Regions from separate parts of the Mus musculus genome. Here region 1 is linked to region 2. A link is a loop called in an ENCODE intact Hi-C map of the cell type or tissue named here. Cell type or tissue: left cerebral cortex. All regions are shown on one strand. Links, peaks and the distances in the headings refer to the core of each region. The heading gives the core; the rest is flanking DNA. Region 1 has its middle 33 kb from the start of Gm41934. Region 2 holds the start of 3830432H09Rik (RIKEN cDNA 3830432H09 gene).

Region 1 (10,771 bases), core at 1,931-9,930, 450 kb before region 2:
CATGAAGCACTATGCTCGTTTTACACGGCGCTAGAGATGCAATCCAGGGCTTTGTGCAAGCTAGGCCAGTGCTCTCCCCACTGCGCCACATCCTTGGCCCTCAATTATTATTAGTCTTTTCATTTTTATATCAAGATCTGCGTCACATGCTCTGAACCCCACTGATTTGTGGAGTTGGCCATCATTCAAGGGATTTCAGTACTAGTGCAGAGCGGCAAAAAAGCCAGAGTAAGTGTGTGTGTGTGTGTGTGTGTGTGTGTGTGTGTGTGTGTGTGTGGTGCAAGACAAGGTCTGGTCCTCGGTACTGTGTGGAGCTTCCACTAAGTTCTATGATCCTCAGGGTCCCCGCGCTCTCCCTGTGGCTGCTGTGACACTGCCATGATCTGTCCTCTGTAATATCTCGGCCTTCAGGGTAGCCCTCCCTGAGGCCTTAGCCCTCGAGGAGATGGGAGGCACTGACGTAATTTTCCAGCTCCCCTTCTTTATCCAAGCAGGAGCATTCGAGTTCTCTTACCAATCAGCTTCTAGAATACAAAGGCCACTGGAGACCAAAGGTGGCTTCTCACGGGGTGGGCATGATTGTGAGTGTCTTGGGAATTTAGGATGAATTAGTTTTTGCCCTACAGAGAAGGTTGGGTACTGTAAAGAGGTGGCTTTGGTTTTGTGTGCACAGGGCCTCCCACCTGAAGGCTACAGGGACAGCAGGAATCTTATTTCACCCTCCAGTGTCCATCCTGGCTTGAGGAGGAGGACCACTTAGCACAAGCAGTCCCAGGCCTGAGGTCCTCCATCCCTAAGGGAGCAGGGTGGATAGGAAGACTGAGAACTCAGCCAATGTGTACATTTAGGAGGCTCTGGGGCCAGTTGGGAAAAGAGTCAAGGCGAGCTCCGGGATAGCCCAGAAATGGTCTGGGGCCTGCAGATGGATGGCAAGAGCAGCGGACAGGGTGGGAGGAGCTTGTCAGGGGGCGGGTCCGCGTCTCCCTGTGGTTCCTCCTGTTCAGGCTGAGACCTTGCCCCAAGAACTGTGTGTGTATGTGAACGTGTGTGAACGTGTGTGGGGTGTGAGTGTGTGTGCACGTGTGTGAGCATGAACGTGTGTGTGAATGTGTGTATGTGAGTCCAGTATGAGTGTGAATGTGTGCGTAAGTCCAGAGGTCCAACCTGAGTGTCTTCCCTCAATTTCTTTCCACCTTTTTTTTTTTTCACTCCTAAGCACTGAGCCATCTCTCACATTTTGAGACATCTCTTATATTTTGAGACAGGGTCTCTCACATTTACCTGCCTTCCCAGTTCGCAGAAGTGGCAGTAAAACTCTGACTGTTCACCCGTTTCCAGTTTCCACCGCTCCAGCACTGTGATTACAAGCAGGCGCCACCAAGCCTGGCTTTTGCTTGGGCGTGGGGGGTGGAACTCAAGTTCTTGGGCTTGCAGAGTTGAGCACTTTACCAACTTGGCCATCTCCCCGGCCTTCTGGGGCATTGCTTTATAAAGTGGAGAATTTTGAACCTAGACCAAGTAGAATCAAAATTGCAGAGGGCTCCTTGTCTGGCCCTCAGCGGCACCCACCCGGGACCCTGGTCGGGCCCCTCCACCTGTGCCCCAGCCCCCCTCCCGGGGAAGCAGCCCCAGCCCTCGGCTTGCTTGCACATGCATCGGCCTAAGAACATTCCCTTGCAGCTGGCCCCTGGCTCTTAGGCGTTCTGTCTGTGGAAAGGAGAATGTCGTGTCCAGTTTGAGCTGGATCCAAACGAACTTTTCTCCAAGTGGCTGAGGGAGGCATCTGCAAAGTCTCCAAATTTCCACCTCCTCCCCCGAAATGTTCACTTTGAAATCACTTCAGACCTACAGGAAAGTTACAAAGATTGTACAAAGAATTCCCAGTGTGCTCTTTGCCCACATTCTTTGGATGTTAACATCTTACATAACGGCAACACAGCCATCAGCACCAGGAAATTAACACTGATGACTGCGTCTGATCCTTGGGTTGTATCTCAGCCTGGCCTGCTCTTTCCCACTTTCTGCTGGAAGTCTTGCTAGATAGTTAAAAACAGGTATTGTTAGGGTTATTGTTATTATTATCGTTATTATCATCGTCATTTTTTAGTTTTAATCGTTTTTGAGAGAGGAGCTCGTGTAATGCAGGCTACCCTCACTATGTAGCTCTGTAGTCATGCATGACCTTGAACTTTTGATCATTGAGTGTTCGGACTGCATGTGTGCACCGCCATGCCCTGTTTATACTGTGCTGGGATGGAGCCTAGAGTTTTAGGCATGCTATATCATCATCATCTTGGGCATCATCATCATCATCATCATCTTGGGCATCATCCTTGTCAGCATCATCAGCATCATAGTCACCATCATCATCATAGTCTTTGTCATCACCATTTTTTGAGATGGGATCTTACCATGTAGCCCTAACTGACCAGGAACTTGTTATATAGACCCAGCTGGCCTTGAACGCATGGAGATCTGCATCCCTCTGTCCTCAGAGTTCTGAGATTAAAGGCCTATATCACCAGGCTGGGCATTATTATTATTTTAAAAGTGTACCAGCCAGTTATTTTACACAGTGCATGCTCGGTTGGGTTTTATATGATGTCTCCTCTAGATTAACTTGGCTTATGCCTGGCTGTAGAGACAGCTCAGTAGTTAAGAGCATGTGTTGTTCTTGCAGAAGACCCAAGTTTGGTTCCCAGCATTTGTGTGGTGGCTAACAACCATCTGTAACTTCGGTTCCAGGGGGTTCGAAGCCCTCTTCTGACTTTGGGTACCAGGCGCATATGTGGTGCATATACATATCTGCATGCATACACTACACACAAAATAGAAATAAATAAATCTTTTTTAAAAATGCAATATAGCTGGATAGTGCTGGCACATGTCTTTAATCCCAGCACTCAAGAGACAGAGGCAGGCGTATCTCTGAGTTCTCTGCTTCACAGAGAAGCCCTGTCTTAAAAAAAACTAAAGAAGAAGAGGAAGAGTAGGAGGAAAAGAAAGAGAGAGAGAGAGAGAGAGAGAGAGAGAGAGAGAGAGAGAGAGAGAGAGAGAGAGAGAGAATCCAATTTAGCTCAAGCACTTCGGGCAGAAAGTCTGTGAAAGGGACTTTTTTGTGCTAATCCCTGACACAGAATGTCTAGTTTCTTCATATAAAGATACTGTGTCCCCCCCCTTTATAGTTAATAAAGTATCTATGGTGAGAAAATTTGAAACTAAATTGCTTATCATACTTTTGCTTGCAGCCTTTCATGTCTACTGATGTCCACTGTTGGTCCCTTTTTGACATTTTGGCTGCCAGCCTCGAATGGCTGAGTCATCTGTCCAGCCTGATGATTATTTTAAAAAAACATTATTTATATTCATTCATTCATTCATTCATTCATTCATTCATTCATTCCACAGCACATCTGTGAAAGTCAGAGCACAACTTGTGGGAATCGGTTCTCTCCTTTCACTGTGTTGTCCTGGGGATTGAACTCAGGTTGCTAGTCTTAGCAGCAAGCTCCTTCACCCACTGAGCCATTTTGCAGACCCATTAATGATTCTTGCTTGAAACAATTCTCAAGGTGTTTAGTGACTGTTAGAAACTTAGCCTCCTTCCACATTTATTATATAAACTTCTTTGGGGACCAGTCTGGCTTTTTCTCCAATATATCCACTTATTCCTTAACTAGCTGGTATCTGTACAAAGTCGTAGATATTTTTTATTTATTATATTTCTTTTTAAACTGTGTTATAAAAACATTGCAAATGAAAACATTACACACAGAAGTTAACCAGAGCCAAAGACTATACAACTCAATGGACGTCTAAACAGTCAGATAGGCATCCGATGGGAGCAGTGGGGCTTCACAACGGATTCCACACTTTAACTAAGATGACATAGTCTATGCACTTATCCACCACAGAAATGAAATTTTATTTTCCTTTTAAGATTTGTTTTTATCTTACAGGCGTGTGTGCACGTACACCACAGTTGTAAGTGCCCTCAGAGGCTAGAGGCGGACATCGGATCTCCTGGGAACGGAACCATGTAAGTACTGCAAACGGAACCCAGGGCCTCTGCAAAAACAGCCAGTGTGTGTATGAACCGAGCCATATCTCCAGCCCCAGTGGATACGTCTTGAGTTTTCTTTGACCAGAATGAGCCATTTCTCTAAAGAACTTGGTTCCTGTTGTGAGAACAGTTGTTTAGAGACTGAAATCTGAGCTCTGAGTGCTGGAGAGATAGCCCAGTGGACAAAGTGCCTGCTATGGGAGCCTAGGGGCCCGAGTTCAAATCCCCAGTCCTCATGTAAAAGCCTGACAAAAAGGCTTTTGTGGGTAACCCTAGTGCTGTGGGACTGGGGTCAAAACACGAGGATCCCAGGCTCACTGGCTGGCCAGCAGAGCTGAAGTAAGGAACTCCAAGTTTAGAGAGAGACCCTGTCCTAAAAAGTAAATGATAGAGGACACCAGGCATCCACCTCTGGTCTCCACAGAGTTATACACAACAAAGTGCACCTGGACACACACACACACACACACACACACACACAGAGGCTTGATTAAGCCTTGGGATTGAAGGGTCTCTTCAAGGTTTGCAGGGCTCTCGGGGAAGGGAAGCTGGCCTGTGTGCCCAGCAAGGCCATCTCTGTGTGACCCCGATGCTGTCCAGGGCTGGGCTGGCTCCTTGCACACAGGAGGTTCTGGTCTTTTCCTAAAATGCACGATTCTCTCCATGGGGAAGCTCCGCAGAGTTTGAAATGATTGTGAGAACTTGAATGATTTATTTTATTATTTAAAAATGTCAATGTGTGTGTGTTGATGGTTTGTGGAGCACATATGCAAGTGTGCCTGTGTGTGTGGAGGTCAGGGATCAACACTGGCTACTTTCTTCTATTGCTCTTCCCTTTGTTTTTGGAGGCTGGCTCCCTTACGGAACCTGAAACTCGCCAGTTGGTTAAGCTGGCCGACCACTGACCTCTAGGGAATCCTCCTCTCGCCACCTCCTGCTCCCCAGCAAGCCAGTTACAGATCCACACTGTACTTTTGACTGGGTGCTGGGGACTCGAACTCAGGTCCTCATGTTTTTACAGTAAGTACCCTACCTACCGTGCACTCTCCCCCAGTGCACATTTCTTAACTTTCTTAAAGCGTGTGGGTCGGACAGTTCATACTCTTAACCTCTTCCACCTTTTAAAAAACGATTTCACCTCTTGAGAAAACACATTTGTTCTACAGTGCCTAGCGGCAATGTCTGATAGGACCACTAGAGGGAGGTGTTGTCCTCACCAATTGGCCTTGGCCCTTCCTGGTCCTTCCTCTGTGGTTACTTTATCTGCACAAAGCAACAGACACTGCATTGCCCCCTCACCAGGCTGTCGCTGGCAGCTCCCTGCCCAATGAGTGACATCACGGAGACTGGTTAAATGCTGTCAAGGTGATAGTGAAAGATGGCACACTGGACATTTCAGGCCGACCTGGGGAGCACTGCAGGATGAAAAAAAGTGACCACCAACCAAGTCCTGGTTCTTCCAAGCGCTTCTCTTCTCATTTTCTCCCAGGTCCGACCTGAGGAACACTTTAGGTTGGGTCATGAGAATGTGATTTGTAAACAGAAACTTCTTGCTTTTAAAGGGCAATGGGTGAACCCACCACCTTACAGTTTAAAACCCACGAATAGAATTGCTTTTTACTTTGCCAATGCCTCTGTGTGGCCTGATGGTTTATTTTCCTTTCCACAGCTGGGGATTGAATTTAGTGCCTCTTGTATGGTAGGCAGGTCCTACACTCCTGAGCTATGTCCCCAGAACCTCTCTCTCTACCCCTATTTTGGGCTATTGAGACATGTAGCCCAAGCTGGCCTTGACCTTGCTGTATAGCTGAGGGTGGGCTTGAGTTCCTGATTCTCCCACCTCCAGCTCTGGAGTGCAGGAATTGCAGCCTAGCACTACCGTTCCTTATGCACAGGGTTCTAAGGACTGAGCCCGAGGCTCCATATGGGCTGGGCACTCTATCAACTGGACCACCTCCTTGCTCCTAAGTTTCACGAGTCAAGGCCTCTCTAAGTTGCCTAGACTGGCTTTAAACGCACTCTGGACCCCAGGCAAGCCTTAGATTTGTGGTTCTCCTTTCCAGAGTAGCTGGGAGTACAGCTTAGAGCCTCCAGGCCTAGCTGGATGAAGAGCAGTTTTCTATAGAAAACGTCAAATAACCTCTTCTTTGTCTCAGTGATCCCACACCCTATAAAACAAGTGCTGATATTACAGAACACTTGCCAGTACTGGAAAGATGGCTTGCTAGTAAGAATGCACACTGCTCTTGTAGAAGACCTGGGTTCAGTTCCTAGCATCCACACCAGGCAGCTCACAACTGCCTGTAACTCCAGAAACAGAGGGTCCGACGCCCTCTTTTGGCCTCCATAGGCATTACAGGCACGTGATACACATAAACTCACATAAAAACACATGTACACATAAACAATAGTAAGTAAATTTAAAAAATTAGAAAAAGGGTTGTGTGTATGTGTGCATGAGTGTACATGTGCTTGTGTGTACACACATGGGTGCACGTGGGAGCTAGAGGTTGACATTGCATGTCTTCCTTGTTCACTCTCCACTTGGTTTATGAGATGGAGTTTCTTGCTGAACCCAGAGCTTTCAGATTTGAGGTAGGTCAGCTCACCAGTTTGTACCATGGATCTTTGCCTTTCAAAAGCCAGGATTCCAAGTGGGTTACTACCCTCATCTGGCTTTAATATTTTCTACATGTGCACATGTGTATATGTATGGACACTTTTTGTATATGTGTGTGTGCATGCGTGCATGTGTGAGTGTGCATTTACGTATGCGTGTGTGTGTGTGTGTGTGTGTGTGTGTGTGTGTGTGTGTGTGAGAGAGAGGGTATGTGTTTGCCATGGCCAGTACATGGCTGTCAGAGGGCAACTTGTAGGATCAGCACCCTCCTTCCACCCTGTGGGTCTGGGGATCAAACTGTTCTTGTCAAGCCTGGAAGCAAGTGCCTTTCCCTGCTAAGCCATCGGTTTTTATACAGACATTGTGACCCAAACTCCAGTGCTCATGCTTGCACATCATGCACTCCATCAACTGAGCTGTCTTCTCTAAGCGCTGCTATTCTTGTTATCGTTGTTATTAAATGCTATGTAGAATGCACGACATCCCCCCCCCCCGAGTCCCAACTCCAGTTTGCATCTTATTATTATCCTCTACCCACCATCTTCAACCTGGGACAGTCCTTACCAAAGTGTTGGCAGGACGGTCACTTCTGTGAGGTCAGTGTTGACCTGGCTCATGTGCTACGGTTTGCACAGTGCCCAGGAGGAGGTAGTGTTAGCTGCTTGCCCAGCCTCTCTGTGTGTGGAAACCTGCATAAGGAGTCCATGTGCATGGTAGCTCAGTAAGGCCTGCTGTTTCCCCGCATGCTGTGTGTGGGCTGCCCGGCCTGGGCTGATCTCGGCCAGCCAGAGCTAGGTTGGTCTGTATGATGCACCCCTCCCTCCCTCCCATCACCTCCAGAGTCAGTTTCAGTAAAACCTACCCATGATACATCCCAAACCTGGACTCCTTCAGGGTACCTGAAGTCTGGGAAGGGTGATATCTCTCAGAATCTATGCTTCTTGTCTGTATGATGGGGACATCAGAGCAGAATATTGCCATACTTGGTGTCTGCCCGGAAGTTTCCACTGTGGTATCTGAGAGGTAGGATTGCAGAGTGGCCATGACAGGTCTCGTCTGCACTCAGTAACATCTGAGGAGCTGGAAGTGGGCACATGCTGCAACCCAGAGCCAGCCATCAGGCCTTTCCTAGGCCAAGTGAGGGGGCATAGTCGCCCTGGGGTCTGCACAGCTAGTATGTGGGCCTGGATTCTGTAGCCAGATAATAGCAAGCTTCTGATGTATGAATGCATGGTGCATGTCGTGGCTGTGGGCTCATCTGATAGAGTTCATTTTTTGTTTTTGTTTTTGTTTTTGTGCGCGCGCGCACACACACACACACCTCCAAAAAGCTGGTCATGCTGTAGCTGGCGTGGCAACTACTCCGGGTTAAAAACAGGAGGATATCAGCTTGAGGTCAGCTTTGGCTACCCAGAGAACTCCCCTTTCAGAAATAAAGCTTAGGTCTGTGCAGGAGGTTGAAGCAAGCAGGCCGGGTTCTGGGGGCCTGAGGGCTCTGCCAGGCCTGTGGCTGTGGACCCAGCTCACTGCTGATGGAGTCAAAGGGCATTGTGGATGAGTGTGTCCCCTCTGAGGAGGGACTGTGGATTCCTACAGAGGTGGCTGGAGCAGGACTGGGGCTCTGCTAAAACCATCTCAGGCTATTCAGTTTGGGATTAGAGAGGAGAGCAACAGGCAGCCAGTCCCAGGTGCCCCTGACCCTGCAATGTCATTGCTCAGACAGGAAGTGGGCAGAGTGACACCCTCAGCTCAGCAGTTCGGCTGGACGGACTTGAGGCTGCCTAGACTTCAGACCATAGCCCAGGGCAGCTAGGGTGTGTGCAGAGGAAAGAGAAACGGCAGCTTCCTGTCCTCACACCAGTATCCAAACTCAGGACAGAGTCCAAGGACTCCACTCAAGACAGCATCGGGCTCTTTTCCTGTCTCTTAAACATGATACTTAAGCTATAGGCAGCCAGTGTACAGACGTCATGGTGGGCTCAGGGATTCTGGGATGTCACTTCCACTCTCTCTGTCCTTCCTCCCCCTTCTCCCCTCACACCTTTCCTTGCCCTCCTCTCTCTTCTCTCACCCTCTCTCCTTCCTTCCAATCTTTCATTTCCTCCCTCCTTCCTTTCCCAACATATAGGAACCCTCCCTCAGTGCCTGGCCTTGCCTGGGGTGTGGACAGAATGATGGGAGACAAGCAAGTGGGTATGCATGGGGCGTGTGTGTGTGTGTGTGTGTGTGTGTGTGTGTGCGCGCGTGCGCGCGCGCTAAGGCAAAGCAAGTCTGGGCTGGAGCATGAAGCTTAAGTCAGGGAACGTTGGGAAGGGCAGGCAGGAGGGCCGGGCCCCAGCTGGGGAGGCCATGCTGGTAAGCTTCCCTCTGAGGTTCAAGTTTAAGGTCCTCTTTGAGGCAGATGAGGATTGATATGGAGGAAGCAGAGCTCTGAGTTCCTGTCCGGTTCTCTACCTCTGTTCCCTATGGTCCTGGGTAGTGATCTTCCCAGGTATAAAATGGGACCAAAGACACCCACGTGTGAGCAGGGGCTGGGGAACTGAGGTGGAGCCACCTGCCTATAGATGCCAGGCTGCAGTTGGTGAAATGCCCCTCACCTCCTTGGTTCCAGTAAGGGCAGGGAGAGGAACCCAGGGTCTGCTCTTGAGCCCAAAGAGCAGGCTCTCCAGCTCCCCAGGTTGGTCCCCAGGCAGCCTGGCTCAGAGCCTCACTTTCTCAGGAAGGCCAAGTTACCGAAACAGATAAATCAATCTGTCAAGATCAGCCTTGGAGAAAGACTCTCTCAGCTACCTCAGCCAAGAAGCTCAAAGGGGAATTGTTCCCGGAGCCCGAGGAGGAAACAACAGATAGTTCTTCGCAGCTCTTCGCCTGCGGCCTTGCTGCCCAGCCCCCCTCCTCCCTTCCCTGGGCTGTAGAGAACACCTGTGCACCGGGGATCAGCCAGGGACAGCACCGCCTCTCCTTCTGGCTCCCAGGGCAGTGCCCAGCCCAGAGCCACCGTTGTGAGAGAAGGGCAGAGCCACTGTTTGGCTCCTGTCCTGGTTTTGCCTGGAGACCTTCTCTGGCCCCCGTGTGTTTGGTGGCCCTTGGCATTAGGAGGGTCACACGGCTGGAGGTGGGGCTGGCAAGCAAACGCCCATCTGGACAGACTCCTGTTCCGAGCTTGAGGTTTGGAAGGGATGGGGACCAGAGAGGCTGAAGACAAGCCGAGACTAGGGAGTAAGGAGCCCAAGGGGTCAATCAGTCCTCCAGTGCTCCCTAAAGAAAAAGGTTGAGGATGGCTTGTTTCTGAGGGCAGGGGGGACTCCAATCTGGAATCACAGCCAGCTCTGCCACTTGGCAGCTGGTGACATTGGGGCAAGTCATTTGTCTTCTCTGATAATCCCTTTCTTCACCTGGAGGCTTGGTGTTTGATGGGGTCTTCTGGTGAAAACAGAAGGTCTTGACCTGGGGGTCTCATGCTGGGAGCACTGACTGCAACAAGCAGCCATGTTGTTTCCTTGTCACGGAACGGGAAGATTCTACACAGTCACTTGACATCCATTTTCTCAATCTTGGAGGGGGGTATCATAGGGCAACTGAGGCTCCCAGTTTGCTATTTGGGTCTAAAGCTGTGTTACAGGAGTTTAGGGGGCCCCAAAGCTAGTGTGGATATATGTGTGTTCCCACGCATGTGCACATGCTTGTATAATGTATTCACATGTATGTGGGGGTGTATGTGTTCTTGTCTGTGCTGGAGCTGGAGGCGAACACCAGGTTCCTTTGCTATCACACTCTGTCTTATTCTCTTAGGATAAGGTCTCCTACTGAACTTGGAGCTAGGTTGGTAGCCAGCAAACTCCAAAGGTCTTCTAGTCTCTGCATCTTCCAAGTGCTTGGGTAACAGGTACACGGGGCCATGCCCAGCCTTTTACATTGGTTGAGGGAGCACAACTCAGGCAAGGAAGCCTGCCTACTGAGCTATCTCCTGAGCCTGCTATTCCTCAGTCTGCTCCACGTTGCAAACACAAAATGGGGAGGTCCAGTCAGAGGAGACAGGTAGGTGGGACCTGAGCCCAGACCCCAGCACATGTCTCTCTTGCCCTTGT
Region 2 (10,771 bases), core at 1,532-9,531:
GGATGCGGGAGGGTCCTGGGAGGATACCAGGGCTGGGGGTGAGCCTAGCTGAGACTCCTACCAGTGGGGGATATGGAGACTGAAGTGCCCACCACTTGTAGCCAGGTAGGACTTTCAGAGGAGGGAGGGGGACATCAACCCATCCACAAAAGCTTCGTCCCAAAATCTGTCCCACCTATAAGATGAACAGGGATAACGATGGGGCAGAGATTGAGGGAACGGTCAACCAAAGACTAGTCCATCTTAAAACCCATCCCATGTAGGAGAGTCAACCCCTGATACTATAATTGATACTGTTATGCTTGAAGACAGGAGCCTAGCATACCTGTCATCAGAGAGGCTTAATCCAGCAGTGGATGGAAACAGATGCAGAGACCCACAGCCAAACATCAGGTGGAGGTCTGGGAGTCTTGTCCTTGTGCATACACCTCAAGCCCACACATGTGTACATGATAATTTAAAAGGCACCAAAGACTGATAGGCAGAGGAGGAGGTAAAAGAATTAAGGCATATCTGTAACAGGCACCAGACCTTAGCACAGCTGGCTGCATGACAAAGGTGCCACTCAGTCTGTAAATCTCAACACACACAGAGCACCACCCGCCAAAGTCTCTAAATGTACCAACCTTGCTCTATGGCTTCTGTACTTCTGCTTCTGGCTAACTCTTCTTGTTAACTGAAGTGTGTCAACCCACAACATGGTTTTTATTCTTAAAAGCACACCATGAGGAAGGCTCAGGGCTAGACTGCGATCTCAAACACCCAGTGTAGCTGTTGGCTGACTAATAGAGTTTCTACTGGCTTAAACCCATGTCTGAATAGCCTCTTTGGTGAATACCTTTCAACAAAATCAATGTTATCTGGGGCTCAGGGAGGCAGCCCACGTAGGCCTCTGTTAGACATTCATGTTGGCTGGAGAGGTTAGGCTCCAACAGCCATGTATTGTTCACCTCTGTGTCTGACCTAATATCCTTGTGACTATTAGGTAAATCCTTTGGAATGTACACACAGATTTCTCCCTCTCATCAACCCAAAGGCAAAGAGTGTCACCTGATAGCATCTAAGGCTGACAGCAGAGACTGTCTGCTTGGTAGAAACATGAATTTTTAAAAAAAATGCCTTGATTGTTAACTGTAAGAATACACAAAACTGTTACCATGGTAGAACACAGTATTTGGGGTATCATGATGGAACATGGTATTTGGGGTATCATGAATCTGTATTTGTAGGCCACGGTCTCTCCTGTTTCACTATAACTTCTTATTTTGTTTGAAATCCACAACGTTTACTCAAAGGGACAGTTTATTGAAAAGCCAAACATGAGTGACCATGCCCAGAAACATGGATTAAGGTCAAGTCCAAACCCATGTTCCAATGTGGAATCAGTTATGTGACATTTTTACAGTAATAGACATAAGTCAAGACATTTTTCAAATATACTGTGGAGACATCTTACGGCAATGTGGGGACCTCCATTGTAGGCCTCAGACGCTGTCTGGTGATGCTTAGCCTTTTGGTTAATGGCAACTCTGGTTTGATTAAAACATCTCCCCTTTCTATTCTACCACTGAGCTAAATCCTCTCAACCCCTTTTTATTGAGACAGGGTCTCAATGTAGCCCAAGCCAGTCTGGAGCTCCCAATGTAGACAGGGCTGGCCTTGGCCTGACAGAGATCCACTTGGCTTGGTCTCTCCAGTGCTGGGATTAAAGGTGTGTAATCTGTTACAGGCTATTAGATCTAAAAAAGAGGTGGACAAGGAATGGCTATTTAGGTGACTAAAAATATAGTCCAGGTTAAACTGTATTTGGGCTTTGGACACTCCACAGCATGGAAGCTAATTAGCTCTGCAGAAGGGGCAGCAGAAGGGGCAGCTCCTGGGGATCTCTTGTTCACAGAACTGAGTGCTGTTTTGTGTCATTGTGTCATCTTGGTGCTGCGCTAAGTGACACACGAACAAAATGAAAGCAATTTGCTAAGGCAACTCTATAGAGCCAGAACCCAAACCAGGCTACCAAACACACTCACCAAGATGAACGCTGTCTTTTATCCCTGATGTAGGTGGTGACTGGGTCTCATTTTATTGGTGGGAACTTGATGCCCAATCTAATGCAACTGGTAATCAGCACAGAGGGGAGGAGGGAGGTCAGGGAAACAAGGGATGACTGCCTTTAACAGAAAAACTGCTCCTCTTGACACCGAATTGTTCATGTTACACCCAAACAGGCACCAGAGGGAGGGCAGGGGAGATGCAGACTGGAGAGCTGATGGACATGTGTTGGAGTCATGTGAGCTACCTACCAAACCTCAGGAGCACAGGAGTGAGAACAGGGATCAGCGTTGCCTTGGAGGAGGGAGTTAACAAAGCAAGCCAACTATCGTCAGACAGGCAGGGGAACAGGGACACGTAGTGCGAAGCCCGAGAGGCACACTATGGAGTCAGCTGGTGCTCTGCCCCTGCCCCACCTTTCTGAATACAGACACACCTTTGTGATTTGCTCTGCCCAAGCAACAGGGATGGGCGTCACTTTCAGGCAGAAATGGGACAAGCCCAAGCATTGCTCCTCAAAAGGGAGGCAGAGACCAGCAAATGCTACCATGAGGCTAGGCAAGGCTGGTCAGGGTTTCAGGAGTCAGGGGACAGAGAGCAACTCTTTCAAGAGTTGTGTCTAAGCCCGGCAGTGGTGGCGCACGCCTTTAATCCCAGCACTCGGGAGGCAGGGGCAGGCAGTTTTCTGAGTTCGAGGCCAGGCTGGTCTACAAAGTGAGTTCCAGGACAGCCAGGGCTACACAGAGAAACCCTGTCTCGAAAAACCAACCAACCAACCAAACAAAACAAAACAAACAAACAAACAAAAAAACAAAACCAAACACAAATCCAAGAGTTGTGTCTATGAAGGAGAGGTAGAAGACACGGCTTGTGATAGTACATCAGAAGCAGGTGGAAAGGTTTCAGTGCCACACCAAGACAGTACTGAGGCGGTACAGGGAAGGCACCCTGCAGGATGGGCTGCAAGAAGGACGGCTGGGAATGTTCCTGACTGTGACACTCTGCTTTTATCACAGAGGGATGAGATCACGTACTTAGGGTAAGGAAACCCCGAGGGGAGAGTCAGGAATGTACAGGAGAGGTGACTCAGGCAGTCTCTGCAGGTGACATCAGGCCCTTGTGAGTGGTGGCTGCATCTATCCAATATGGAAATCACCAGGTCAGTGCATGAAGCACTCAGGCCACGAGAAGGTTGGCTCTGTAGGTAAAGGCACTGCCACCGCGCTCAGCCTGGGTTCAAGCTCTGGGATACACATGTTGGATGGAGAGAGTTGACATGTGGATGTCATGAGACATGCCTCCACCTCCTAAAAGAAATCTAATTAGCTGGGCAGTGGTGGCGCATGCCTTTAATCCCAGCACTCAGGAGGCAGAGGCAGGCAGATTTCTGCGTTCGAGGCTAGCCTGGTCTGCAGAGTGAGTTCCAGGACAGCAAGGGCTACACAGAGAAACACTGTCTCAAAAAACCAAAAAAGAAAGAAAAAAATGAAATTAATATGAAATATTAACTGTGTAGCTCTCTCTCTCTCTCTCTCTCTCTCTCTCTCTCTCTCTCTCTCTCTCGGTGTGTGTGTGTTTTAGTTACTTTTCTATTGCAGTGATGCAGTGATTAAACAAGACCAAGGCGACTTACAGAAGAAAGTGTTCGAAAGGAACAGTATCGGCTTAGGAGCCCAAAGACCAAGTTCTCAGCACAAAGATGTATTTGCCCCAGAGAGACAGAGGGCAGGAATAAGAGACAAAGACAGAGGATGCGGGAGAAGGGGAAGGGTATTTGTCTTGGGGTGGAGGAGAAAGGACTGCCTCTGAATAGAGAAGCCAGAGGTGGGCCACAGGAAAATGGTAGTTTATAAAGGTACAAGGGGAAACCCCACGTTAAGATGAGGTGTTTACTTTTAACTGGGCATGTTAGTTAGGTGACCCAAAGGACTCTTTTGATTGCTGGACTTCAGTACTTTGATAGATGGACCTTGGTTGTCAGCCTCAGGAGGAAGAAGTGGCCAAATAAGGAATTGACCTTGGAATAGCTTTAGGGATGCAATCTAATGGGTTTTAGCAAGGCAGACACGTTTGCCAGGCCTGAGCCTGCTAGAACCCTTCAGGATTTATTTGAGCTTATGGTTCCAGGAAGATATGGGAATCCTGGCAGCAGGAACAGCTGAGAGTTTACAGTTTCAAACCACAAGCCAGCAACAGAGCAAACTTGAAATGGCTTAAAATGACTTAAAATTCTCAAAGCTCACGCTCGGTGACTTACCTCCTCCTGCAAGGCCACACCTCCTAAGTCTCTAGGATATTTAAGTCAAATAAACTCCTCCCCAAGCTGCTTGTAGTAGTGATCCTTTTTTTAAAGATTTTTTTTTGGGTTTTTTTTTTTTTTTTTTTTTTTGGTTTTTCGAGACAGGGTTTCTCTGTATAGCCCTGGCTGTTCTGGAACTCACTCTGTAGACCAGGCTGGCCTCGAACTCAGAAATCCACCTGCCTCTGCCTCCCAAGTGCTGGGATTAAAGGCGTGCGCCACCACTGCCCAGGATTTATTTATTATTATATGTAAGTACACTGTAGCTGTCTTCAGATCCACCAGAAGAGGGCTTCAGATCTCACTACAGATGGTTGTGAGCCACCATATGGTTGCTGGGATTTGAACTCAGGACCTTTAGTCGGTGCTCTTAACCACTGAGCCATCTCTCCAGCCCTATTAGTGATCTTATATCACAGCAATAGAAACCCAAATTATGACAAGCTCAGTTTGTTAATATTGCTTTCCTTGGAAACCACCTGAGCTGGGCCCCCAAAGGTCATTAAGCATTCTTAGAGTTCTGCCACTTCTCAGTTCTGAGGTCCAAAGCCTTCCACATTTCTCGAAAACAAACAAAACAAAAACCCAGCATGGTCAGGTGTGTCACAGCAACAGACCATTCTCTGGTACCAACTTCTGGTACTGTAATAAAACACCATGGGCAGGGGCTGGAGGGATTGCTCAGTGGTTAAGGGCACTGGTCTCTCTTCCAGAGATCCTGAGTCTAATTCCCAGCAAGCACATGGTGGCTCACAACCATCTGGAATGTGGATTGATGCCCTCTTCTGGCACAAAGGTATACATGCAGATAAGCATTCGTATACATTAAATAAATAAATACTTAAAAAAAACAAAAACCCAAACACCATGAACAAAGTAATTTATAGAAGGATCTATTTGGGCCTACAGTTCTGGAGGGTTTAGAATCTACCATAGCAGGGAATTGTGGCAGCAGAAACAGCTGAGGGCTCACATCTCAAATCCCAAGCAGAAAGAGAGAGCAAACTCAAAAACTGGCCATGTCTTTAAACCCTCCAACGCCCCCACCCCCACCCCCAGTGACACATCTCTTCCAGCAAGGCCCTACCTCCTAAGCCTCCCTAAACAGTATTTTCAATTGGGAACCAAGTTGACACTGTACATCAAGCCACCACCGTGTGGTCTAATGTGTACACACTTGCCTGTGTGTGGAGGCCAGAAGTCAACTTATTCCTTATTTGTTGAGAGAGGGTTTGTCACTGAACAGAGAGCTTGCCACGTCAGCTAGACCGGCTGGGGAGCAAGGCCCCAGCACTGGGGTTACACACATACACTACACCCAGCTAAGTGGTTGTTGGTGATTCTCATGAACCACCTCTCCACTTGGTGTGCAGCCCTTTCTACAGCACACGCTCAGTCTTTGCCACCCTACGGGGCAGGGGTCATTATAAGCACCCCCATGTTACATAGACCAGGCAGAAGGGAAGAGTAACCAGGTTCTGACAGGCTCTGTGTTCTGTAATTCAGCAATCCTCTAAATGGCTGGCTTCCAAATGCCATGTGACTTCACATTGTTAGCCATGAACTTTGATACTCTGAGAACTGTGTAGGGACCCGGTTTGACTGGACTGCAGCTGTGCTGAACAGTCATGTTGGCTTCTGAGTAACCCTATGATCCCCCCCCCCCCCATTCCCCGGCAGTGTTTCGGCGTATTCTAGAGCAGTGGTTTTCAACCTTCCCAATGCTGCAGCCCAGTTGTTGTGATGACCTCAAACCATAAATTACCTCATTGCTACTTCAAAAACTGTAATTTTGCTACTGTTATGAATTGTAATGTATGTGATATGCAGGATATCTGTTACACAACCCCAAAGGGGTCATGACCCACATGTTGGGAATCACTGTATAGATAAACACCCCTCCCCCCCCCCCCCCCGCCCCATAGTGGTGTGTGGAATTCTGTAACCAGACTCTAGTCCTGTCGGCATCAGGAATGTGCCTGGCACCCTTGATATCAGCTTGAGATAAACTAAGTACATTCCAGCTTCATTCTCTGACTTGAGTTTTAGGGATCCACTGGTCCAAGTTGCTGCTCTGAACCAGGCTTCTCTGAGCCCAAATAAAATTGCACCCTGTAATCCTGGATCTGTCTGCTTTTCTTCAGCCTTTCCACGCTTTCTGCCAACAGAGGCCAGTTCTTTTATACTGGATTTCTCTTTAACAGCAGACCCCTCTGATTCTCTGGCCCACTTAACAGTTCTACCCAGTGATCAGACCTGCTAGCCTAAGGTCCCTAAAAGATTAGTAAGTGTGTTAAAATTATGTGCAAATCTCCCATATGACCAGGTTTGTAGGTCTGTAATCTGAAACAGGACTTCCAGTCAGGAGCAGGGTGGTCTTGAACACGGAACCTTGTGTGTGTGTGTATTATTTTCTGAATTAACTTTATGGCTTTTATTAAATTATCATATTTCTTTACATTCCAAATGTTGCCTCCCTTCCTGGTCCCCCCTCCCAGAGTTCTTCACACTATCCCCACTCCCTTTCGGTTCTAAGAGGGTGTTCTCCCCCACCCCCAGCATTCCCCTTCCCTGGGGCCAGACAAGGCAGTACATAATCTGCTACAGAATGGAGGGTGTGGGGTGTGACCCCACATGTGTGTATACTCTTTAGGTTGGTGGTTCTGAAGGCTCTGGGTTGGTTGGCACTGTTGTTCCCCTTATGGGGTTGCCGTCCCCTTCAGCTCCTTCAATCCTTCCCCTCACTCTCCCATAGGGGTCCCCGACCTCAGTCCAATGGTTGGCTGTGAGCAGCTGCGTCTGTCTTAGTCAGCTGCTGGTAGAGCCTCTCAGAAGATGGATGGATCTCTTCCTCCATCTGTTTGTCTGTCTGTCTGTCTGTCTGGTCTCTCTCTCTCTGTTTTTGAGACAGGGTCTATGTAGTCCTGGAACTTGATGGCCTCAAACTCAGAGACCGGCCTGCTTCTGCCTCCTGAGTGCTGGAATTAAAGTACTTAGCTACCTAGAACTCTTATTTGGGGATTTGGGAGCACGGCAATAATGGAGAGAACATACTGTGGTGGGGAGTGCTGGCTGTCCACCGGGGAGAGAGAAGGAGACATCCAAAAGGAAGGCACACATACATACATCCCCCAGATCTGTGTGTGGAAGTGTGCTTTGCTTTGACAATGATTCCAATCCCCATAGGAAGGGACTCTGTGGCACAGCAACTGAGCTGTAGGACTTAGCTGCAGCTCTGCTTCCAGGCGACAAGCAGTACCAATGGGAGCAGACAAGAGCTAGAGAGCAGTGAGTCAATGTGCTGGAGTCTCAAGATCTGAGCCGTAGGCTTGAGACAAGTCCCTGTCGCTCTTTGGAGCTGTTTCCTATCTATACACTGAGGGTCCATCCTTCTTTGTGCATGTGGGGTGGAGGTGTGGAGTGTGTGTCACTCTCATGCAGCCCAGGCTGGCCTTAAAGTCCTTATGTAGTCAAGGATGACTTGAGTGCCTGATGTTTCTGCTCCTACCTCCATGTGTTGGGGTTAAGTGCACTCATTTCCTTGCCTGGATTAATGGTACTGGGGATGGAATTTTGGACTCTATGCTAGGTAAACACTCAACTACCCGAGCCAACTTTTCAGCCCGGAGGAGCCAGGGCAGCTCGTCCTCAGTTTCTTCCTTCCCAACATCTTGCTAGCCTAGGAGCATGAGCTAGATGGCTGTTAATCTGGCCTAGGACATTTGTGCTCCCTGTTGTTGGGGGTAAGAGATACTGTTACCAGTCTCCACTCAACCTCAGCATGGGGAGGTGGATGCTCTTTGAACAGATCATCCTGGGCCTCTGATCATAACTGACCCAAGAGCTGCTACCTCAGCACCCGTGTAGGCTCTGCCTCCCAAAGCACCTGCAGGCTCCGTCAGTGAAGCCCACCCGGGACTTGGGAAATGTTTTCTAGCTGAGCATCCACTCCCTTTTCTTTCAGGGAAGCACAGCCTGGGCAGAAGCCCCGCCTTCTGACTCCTAACAGCTGGGTGGAAACCTGTCCACACCAACACCCACTTTGTTTCTGCCCATGACAGCTTCCTGTGGCTATGGAGAACAATTCGCTTTTCCCACAGGTTGTCCTGCTTAAGTCAAAATGGCTTTTGCTTACTTTTTGTCAGCTATTTTCTTTAGTTTCCAGCACAGGTGAAAGCCTAGAAAAGCCCACCTTTCTCCAGGAGAAGAGGGGATGGGAGATGGTGTGACTTTCCTGGGAGCCTTGCTACCTGTGTGGTGCTGTGTCTTGGCCAGGAAAAGCCTGCCAAACGACCTGGACAGTCACTCTGTTCACAGGAGGGACTGGGGTACAATAGGAGGAGGCCTGACCACCCCCTGCCAGAGTCACACGGCATGCGCACTTTCAGAGGGCAGTCAGAGATGATTTACTCTGTGTTTGTGGGTAGTGAGCAGTACACACTCAAGTCCCAGATATGTATCTACTATCCTGAGTCCCTTAGCATGACGCTAAGCTAGTAGGCTAGGTATGACAATCAGAATTTTTTCATGTCAAGACAGTGTTGCTAGATAGTCTATGCTGACACTTAGTGCTGGGATTACAGGTATGTACTATCATGCTCACCTACCAATAACTTCAAAAGACCTATGTGTAGCCGGGCAGTGGCGGTGCATGCCTTTAATCTCAGCACTTGGGAGGCAGAGGCAGTTGGATTTCTGAGTTCAAGGCCAGCCTGGTCTACAGAGTGAGTTCCAGGACAGCCATGGCTATACAGAGAAACCCTGTCTCAAAAAACCAAAAAAAGACAAAACCAAAACAAAACCTTTGTGTTGTGTGTAAGTGGAGGTCAGGGGACAAGCTCATGTGTAGATTCTGGCCACCCTCCTTGCGGCAGGGTCTGTCGTTTATCTCTGCATATGTCCTGGTGCAAATGCCAGGCCTGGGAGCTTCAGGTGATTCTCCTGCCTTTGCCTCCTGTGTAAGTCACTGCTGGGATTATAGATGTGCGACCATATTTGGCTTTGTGTGGGCTCTGGGGATGTGAACTTGTGCGGCAAGTGCTTACTCACTGAATTATCTCCCCAGCCACCAAGGAGGGTTCTGGCCTTTGGAAACATTTCCACTCCTAATCTCCCACACCCACACTGACACAAATCCCCAACACTGTATCAGGGCTGCAATTTAGTCCATTTGGTTACAATAAACAGTGGCTCGGACTTAACAATTTAGCCAGGGCCATTCATGCTCAAGAAACAGCTCATAAAACATGAACTCTCATGGAAGTTTTATTGCAATGGGTCATACCTAGAGTTCTTGTTCAGTGTACAGACAACTCACAGTTCACTGCAGTGCTTCTAATACATACAACAGGAAGTCACTGAATATAGTGCATGTGATACAAAAATAAATTACAGTTTCAAAGCTACTGCAGAGCTTAACATGTAGAAAAGGTAAACACAAAAGAGCTGGTGAATCCTCATAATCGTCTATTGTATCCAGATGTGAGCACAGAAAGAGCACAGAGTTCCATGAAACCACACACACACACACACACACACACACACACAGAGAGAGATAAGAAGGAATCCTGAGAATTAGTGGCTATCACCCCCAACAACGCCATAAAGAAGAAGATAAGCAGTCCCACCAGAAGTGCACACAGCAGAACACAGCTCAGGCCAAGTCTCCACAGTGCAAACCAAGTTCCCTATCCTGGAATAGGAATGTTTCCAGTTCATCCTGACCATCCAAACCCAAGTTTCATTTTTTTCCAGAAAAAAAAAAAAAAAAAAAGCATCAGTGATCTATAAACCCACATTCTTTATTACATACATGTATGCAAATTTCCAGTCAACTGGATGGTCAAGAGATGGATCAAATAATAGGTCCAAGTCTTTCACAGCTGAGACCCACAATCTCCTTGCAGCCCTGTGGACAACTTGACACAATGTCCTCAAGTGCTGGCTGCCTGAGTGGCTGCTAGTGCTGCAGACCATGGACTGCAGGCAGCACTCTCCTGTGCTCAGAGCTGGGAAGCAGCACTGTGAATCAGCTGCAGTGAATGCAACGATGCTGAGTGCTGCCTCTGATGATGCTGCGCAGCACCAGCAGAACTGATTGGTGAAGTATCTGTTATCTCGGGGTCTCTATAGAACAAACTTAGTGGGTCTTGGGGACATAGCTCAGTGGCTGAGTGAGACACGGGCCTCACCATGTAGCCTTAGTTTGCCTGCAGCTCAGAGAGTGATGGGATTAAAGACATGCCACCATTCCCAGTCCAAGGTTCTGGTTATGACCCCTAGCAACTCAAAACCAAAGCCAACCAAACAGAAAACCTGTCAGAACAAGTCTATGCCAGACTCAATGGTTCATGACTGAAAATCCAGCCCCTGGAAAGCTGCGGCAGGAAGACTGCTGGGAGTTATGACCATCCTGGGCTCCAC

Evidence for each region. Peaks named below come from ENCODE experiments on the same cell type or tissue, not always from the same donor. Only the 100,000 strongest peaks of a DNase experiment are listed, where the experiment ranks them.
Region 1: it touches region 2 in a loop (4-fold over the local background); 6 of 42 quality-filtered maps call a loop at or near these places.

What each region holds. Positions count from the first base shown.
Region 1 is chr1:119,088,646-119,099,416 of GRCm38, forward strand. No RefSeq gene overlaps it. Among named protein-coding and RNA genes, the nearest start is that of Gm41934, 33 kb to the right of the region's middle. In left cerebral cortex, for the core only: a CTCF peak has its summit at 5,250 (motif pointing right); a DNase peak (open chromatin) is centred at 5,264.
Region 2 is chr1:119,535,437-119,546,207 of GRCm38, forward strand. Epb41l5 (erythrocyte membrane protein band 4.1 like 5) reads right to left here. Exons shown (of 25, transcript NM_145506.4): 25 at 9,597-10,771. It overlaps 3830432H09Rik (RIKEN cDNA 3830432H09 gene), which reads right to left and starts at 729. Exons shown (of 4, transcript NR_126486.1): 1 at 627-729; 2 at 326-474. In left cerebral cortex, for the core only: a CTCF peak has its summit at 5,135 (motif pointing left); no DNase peak of the experiment used is centred there.